2 separate regions of the Mus musculus genome follow, and region 2 is linked to region 1. The links are chromatin contacts, found by Hi-C or POLR2A ChIA-PET in ENCODE. All regions are on one chromosome and are shown on one strand. The core of a region is the stretch at or near the end of the contact, and the rest is flanking DNA. Distances in the headings are between cores, read along the strand shown. Region 1 holds the start of 4632427E13Rik (RIKEN cDNA 4632427E13 gene). Region 2 overlaps Rab30 (RAB30, member RAS oncogene family).

Region 1 (3,408 bases), core at 767-3,266:
GAAACGGAATCTGAAGAGATGAGAATTGGGTAGGGAAAGAAAGAAGGGCACAGAAGAGAAGGGCAGAGTGCTATTACAGAGCTGTAGGAAGAAGCAAATACAGCGTGCTGGTTTTCCCCCAAATCTAACCACTACCCGCTGCGCTCCCAATAAATCCCTCCACTTACAAAGCTGTCCTTTGCATTCGGTAACATGAAGCATTTAACAAAGTGTCACCCAGCAGCTCCAACTTTGGAGACCTGAGCATCTCAATTAAAAATGAATAAAATTGGTTCCCAGAAGCGAAAGACAGACAGTAAATGACTTTTCCTCTAAAGCTGGCAGAGGCTGTGAAAAAAGCTTTAGCCTTTTGGAGTTAAGCAAATACTCTGGCGGTTCTCCTTCTTTTGACATTCCTAAAGGGGGTGTGGTTGACCCAAAGTCCATTCATTTCCAAGGTTGTATATCTCTCAGCTAAGACTGGCCCCATCTGTTCCGGAGCCAGCCAGCTGTTTATCTCAAAGGAACATATTTATTGCAGCGTTCATCCCTGTAACTCTTAAGAGGAGAGCCAGCATCATACAAGTCAGAATGTTGCCTGCCTTATTAAACGTGTCAGTTCGTTGGAAAACAAAATTCAAACAAACAGCACACTACCACGCTCCCTAGTTTCCCAGGTCAGGTTCTCTGTCCTTGGATACCTTTCATTAAAGTCCAGTAACGGGGTGACACAACATTCAACTTTTCCTTCCCCTAAAGTGTTAAAAAGAAAAAGAACAAGAAAGCACCCAGGTTCCTAATCGATTCCGTCTGCAAACCGTTATTTCTGAGTGGAGACTAAGCCTCAGAAACGGCAGCTTGTTACAGTACCATTGTCAGTGGCAAGAGCCTATCGCGATGTAATTTAAAACACTCACACAAGCACAAATTCTACTTCCAAACCATCCCGAATCCCGCAGTCGGGAGAACACAAAAAAATGAAAACGCTTAACAAAAATGCAGCTTCTAGCAGCCGAAGAGATCCTTCCCTAGACACGTGAAATATTTCTGACTGGCACGGAGTGCACCATTAAAGGACACTGTCACCTCAAATCAGCAGGAAAAGGCGAGACAAACGACACAAACATACAAACATAAAATAAAGCCCTACGAAACTTAAGCGACTCAAGAGAAACCTGCTCATCTTAAAAATAGTGTGTGCTAGTCCAAGCGACACAAATGTTCTCAAGAAGTACGGCCACATTAAATTACTGTCTCCATTTCTCCCCACACATCACCCTTTCCCACTCAAACCTCAGCACTGGGGTCGTGGAATGACAGGACTGCAGTCCCCCACCTTTGCCCTCCTCGTGTTTTCCAAGTGCACTTCCCAACATCCTTCCCAGCCCAGCCCCCTCTCCTAGCCTTAAAAAGGTTAAAGGGAGTTGAAGCAAGGAAATTGGCAGGCACCAGTCCTCTGGCGGGGGCAGGTTGCAGGAGTTGTTCTTTGCAGTGACCCAAATTGCACAGAGCTATTTAGCTCTTAGCAGCGCCGGTGAGAACCTCCCGAATCCATACCCCCATTCCCGGCCCCATCTTCTCAAAAGAAAGCCTTGAGAACTAAGCGGGAGGGATAACTTGGGAAAACGATTTGAATAAATCACTTCAACTCACCTGGTTTGGGATTTTTCTCCCCACCCCAGGCATAAAAAGAAATGATATACGAATGAGTCACGCACGCAAGAGAAGGTGCTGCGGTGTCCTAAGTCCAAGGACTGGAGTCAGTCCCTGCCCTGGTCCTGCTGCTACTCAGGGCTCAGCTGGAGCGAGCGGCAATAGCGAGCCCAGCAGCAGCAGCGGGGGGGCGGGGGGTGGATAGACCGTAGCACAATGAATGCAGTAGGGTTTTGCAATGACATCATCCCTCTGTCCGAGCGGCCCCAATAGCCATGCTCCAGAGCTGTGCACTCTGGGATCTGTAGTCCTTTGAAGTCCGGGAGCGACGTAGAGGCTACAGCTGGAACTACAATACCCAGGATGCTCTGGTCAGAGCGCCCAGAGAAGAACTGGACCGGCCGCCATGTTGGAGCCCTGGAGCTGCGGCGAGCCGAGGTTTCGAGGGGCTCGTGGAGCCGAAAGGTGGCATGGTGAGAATGGTGAGGCTAGGATGTAGAACTTGATAGCCTCGCGCACCGGCTAGGACTGAACGGAGGCTACACTGGGGACCTTCAGGGCTGTCGAGCCAGAAATGCCATCGCGAGTCGGAGTGAACCGCAACCCGCTGGGGTTGCACAAGGCCTCGCCACCCCGGGACACAGGGAGTCGCTTTACTGAGCGTGGAGAAACCCTTAGACTTCCTGGGGAGACTCTCTGGGCAAAATGTGTCTTTGTTGTGGTGTGGGGACTCGGGACGACGGGCCTCGCGCCTGTAAGACGAAAAGCTCGCGTGCACCCTGTGAGTGGAGCTAAACCTAGGTTATTTTTATTTATTTATTTTTTGCCTTGTCATTTTTCTTAATCCCTCATGATCATTTCCTCAGGTGTCAGACCCCTGCTCCCACCACTGAATTTTCGTTCGGTCGTGAATTGCAAAGGGCCTCAAAGAAATCCTTTGCTAGATAATGTGATCGCGAAGGGTTGTGGAGCTTGGCCCTGAAACTGACAAAGGAAGGATCTACCAAAAGAAGTTAGCACCTAACCTTTCTTACCCCACCAGCGAACGTAAACGACATTGAAAAGGGACTGCAAGTGAGCAGTCTTTCTCGACTAACGCTAAATGAACTGTGCTAAAATACTGCGTATATTCGAAGTTGATAACTGTGGAAAACTTCCCTTTTCTTTTGTTACCTATATTGTGCAAAATAATGTGTTTTGTTGTGACATCTTCGTGCAGATAACGTTAGTTAACACATCATCCCCTTCCCTTAACCACTTGGTACCCTTACCGATGAAAATACATTCAGAATACTTAAAGAACTTTTGAGCCTATTTGCTCAGCATCTCAACACCTTTTCTCCAGTAACTCAAACAGTACTGTGTGTTTGTTTTTCAGGTTCTGAAGTTCACTATAGAAAGATGCCAAAAGACCTACTGAGGGTCTCTGAAAAGTTAAAAATGCTGATATGCGTAATTTGAGTGTTTTATTTTTCCCCTCCTGAGCTTTTCGAAGGAGATGGCTAGCTCGGTGGTGAGGATTCCCACAGCACAGTCAAGACCCTGGATTGTATCCCTAGCACTGGTCTGTTTGCATCAGTGAAAATATATACGGTGCCTCTGTTAGAAATTAATAAAGTTCCAGTAGGTCTTCCTTTCAAAAAGCTAGGCAGGCTGCTTTTTAAATTTCCAAAACACAACAGGAACCTTCAAAGATATATGGAGATGATGGTACTTAAAAAGGACGTTTTTTCAAAGATTGGCTTGTGGTGTGAGAAGCAGCCACAGAAGTGGCAG
Region 2 (3,116 bases), core at 327-2,826, 36 kb before region 1:
ATATTTTAAATAATACAACCAGGTCTGGTTAAACCCAAGAAAAGGAAGGGAATGATAACCACAAAGTCAGGAGAGTCACCGTAAACGCTGTTTCTAGGGAATCAATGATTTCCATCTAATTAACTGAACGACAGATACTTCATTTTCATTTTAATCTTCGAGCTTAAAAGCGCTCCTTAGTCTTGTGTTTTGTTTCAGGTTACCTTGATTTTCTTGTGAACCATCCACCGAAACTAAAACGCAGGGTTTACAGATAAAGGTACAATGAGAATGCCTAGAACTGCAGTTTACGGGAAGGCGGATGAGCCCCCGTCAGGGATGCTCTTTTGAGGGTATCATTGGAGGATATTTATTCCCAAGATCAATTAAAATGGCTTTCTCAAAATCTATCCATCAAGAATGATTAAAGAAAAACCCTTTCCTTCCACCAAGTTACCTAGTGATGAACTATCTGACATCTTAAACTTCTTCCTGGGAAACCCAATAATATGGCTTCATATGTTTTTCCAGTAAGAAGACTTCCATCTTGCCCCAGGGAATTCATTTGCCTCAAATTCATAAGTGGCATAAAGCTGGGAGGGGGGCTTCAGATGACAGAACTGGGATACGGCTTGGCAAGCCGAAGTGACAGGTCAAATCTAGCCCGATTTATAATAACGTCTGTGGTGGTTGAGAATATAGGATTTGCCAAGAGCTTTACATAATTTGTCTCCTTTAATCCTCAGAAGCACACTAGCAAGTCCAGGCTGGAACCCTAACTGGTACAAGGTCCCGGAGCAAGTTAACCACAGAATCACAGGTCACCCAGCTTTCCAGGTGTGGGGTTCCCTCCCAAGCGAGATAACTTCAGCACCCAGAAACTAACATTTTAAAAAGTCTGGCACCCTCAGAGAACTGGCCCAAACCCTGACCCAGACCCTCTTGGGCACACAAAGGTATTAACACCTTCAAAGAAGTATCAGGTAGAACTGATTCATTAACATTAACGGAGATCTCCGTTTGCCCTCAAGAGCTAGCTGCAACCCACCCATCCCCAGCTTGGCCGTGGCTGCTGTCTTGTATGTATCTGGGACTCAGCAAACTCAAACTTTACAGTTTAGGGGTCCCCCTCCGCAGACCCCTCTGCCAGGCTGTCTCCCACCTTTTATTCTCTCCTCCTCCTCCTCCTCCTCGGGGTCACTGGTATTTGATGGGGGTGAAGCTGAGAGAGCGGCACGCACAGCTACAGCACAGTCATATCCAATGGAGCAATCTCCAAAGACAGCCCAAGAATTTTAATGAAAACCAGAAAACCCCTGGCTGCGAGGCAGGACTGCAGTCCAAGCCCGAATGCCCCTCCTTCTGCAGCTAAAAATCCCTGAGCCAGCTTCCTCCCAGAGTGCAGAGGGGGAAAAAAAACCCTCTCTGCATTCAGTGCCGCCTTTCACAGCAACTGCTTTCTGAGATTATTTAGGTTAAAGCAAGGCGCATGCTGACTGCAACAGGACCTGGGACCCTGCGGAGCACGGGGTGTGGCTGCAGCAGATCTGTGCCAACAGATTATGAAACAGTCGTCTTTCTTCTCTTTAAAGGCTCCTCTTTCCTTCTGCCAAAGCTGCCTGCCTGCCCACAGCTGCATACAAAGCTAGTGGAGAATCTTAACAAGCTTAAAGGGAAGGGACCAGATTTCACAAACTCAAAGCAGAGGGAAAGGCAGTATGCATCCGAAACACTTGCCGCCGCAGTGATGCTGATCTCAAGCTTGCCCCCATCTCTATGCAGATGGCAACTGTGAACTTGGTGTGATGGAAAAGAATACCAACGCAGAGAGGCGGGTTAACTTCTTCAGGGTACCAAGACCAAACTTTAGCTCAGTATAGCACATCGCAAACACAAACTCCAGGGCTTGGGATGGGGATGCAGCCTGCTGGTGGACTACTTACCATGGTTGCAGGAAACCCTGGGCTGGATCCTTAACACCACATAACCCAGGCACGGTGACAAATGCCTGTAATCCTAGCACTTGGGGAGAGGCAAGAAAGCAGTGGTTCAAGGTGAATTTGAGGCCAGCCTATACAACATGAGTCCCAGGAGACAGAGAGAATGACCACAAACTAAAGCCTGAATGTTGGCTCACATCTGTAGTCTCCACATTGGAAAGCTGGGGAAGGAAGACTGCTGTGAGCCTGCTTCTATACCAGACAGAGTCACAGAGTGAGCCTCCCTATGCCCCCCACACCCCACCCCTGTCTTAAAACAAAACAAAAGCTCTTAGCGCCTGTGAGGCCCTGGGTTGAATCCTCAGCACTGAGGTGGAAAAGAATCAAGCTAAACACCTTGGACTACCTCCCTAATAAGAAGAAGAGGGAGCGAGAAGAGAATGTTCACTAGCTGTACACTGGTTATGTGCCTGGCACTAAGCTAAGCTATTCAATGACATTCTATCATGTAATCGGCAGAACAATTAGATAGGATAGGAGTCACTTTTACCCCCAATTTACTATGAACAAACTATGGCTTTGATGTTAACCAGCACCAGGATTTTAACTCTAGGCTATTGAATTTCCACCTTAAAGCTCCTGCAGCCTGCCTACACAAGGAAATAGCTTAGGCCATCAGGCCAAGCAAGCAAGTCTCACAGAGCTTGGTCCTTCCCAGTACATTCTAAGCTTACCTTCAGTCCCTCCTGGTACCCTGCAGAGTCAGAACCACTGGCCCTGGGAAGTCTGATCACTAAGCCCCTCCCTTCTCAAGCACGTGGACTCTGCTGACTCTGCATGTGGGGAAGAGGAGGCTGCCACCCTTAGCCAGAGACCCCCATGTGTGAGAGACCAGCAGCTCCTTCCTGCACACTACCTCATCAATCCACACAAGCTTACAGCAGCCTCCACCCAACCACACACAGGCTCATTTCATATTCTTAACAGGAGACCATGTGCCTCTACCTAGAGCAACTGATTTCCCAAAGGAAGGGACTGTCTAGACAGAGCATCCCAATCCATCTTGACAAGACAGGAGCTACGTGTTGCCAGGTTTGCTCACATAGCTCTCAGGAACTGTGTTCTGTGCCCCAATGAAAGCTCTGTGCTTGACACTCCTAGGTGATCATACTGAGCCCCACCCAGTCTGACAGCTCA

The links. Hi-C counts contacts between places; a loop is a spot of excess contacts on that map. ChIA-PET counts read pairs that join two places held with the same protein, here RNA polymerase II (POLR2A).
Region 2: a map of left cerebral cortex shows a loop between it and region 1 (7-fold over the local background). The contact joins the enhancer-like site here to the promoter of 4632427E13Rik in region 1. A Hi-C loop is called at or near these places in 6 of 37 maps with a recorded cell type or tissue (gastrocnemius and left cerebral cortex). POLR2A ChIA-PET finds 5 or more read pairs at or near these places in 4 of 5 experiments (Patski and embryonic stem cell).

Annotation. Positions count from the first base shown.
Region 1 is chr7:92,740,067-92,743,474 of GRCm38, reverse strand. It overlaps 4632427E13Rik (RIKEN cDNA 4632427E13 gene), which reads left to right and starts at 2,016. Exons shown (of 2, transcript NR_015510.1): 1 at 2,016-2,413; 2 at 2,499-2,769. It overlaps Rab30 (RAB30, member RAS oncogene family), which reads right to left and starts at 1,761. Exons shown (of 5, transcript NM_029494.2): 1 at 1,633-1,761.
Region 2 is chr7:92,775,716-92,778,831 of GRCm38, reverse strand. All of the region lies in intron 1 of Rab30 (RAB30, member RAS oncogene family), which reads right to left. Among named protein-coding and RNA genes, the nearest start is that of Rab30, 36 kb to the right of the region's middle. Within about 2 kb of position 1,576, at least 1 of the 3 ENCODE cell types and tissues checked has a DNase peak (open chromatin) inside an H3K27ac peak, as active enhancers do.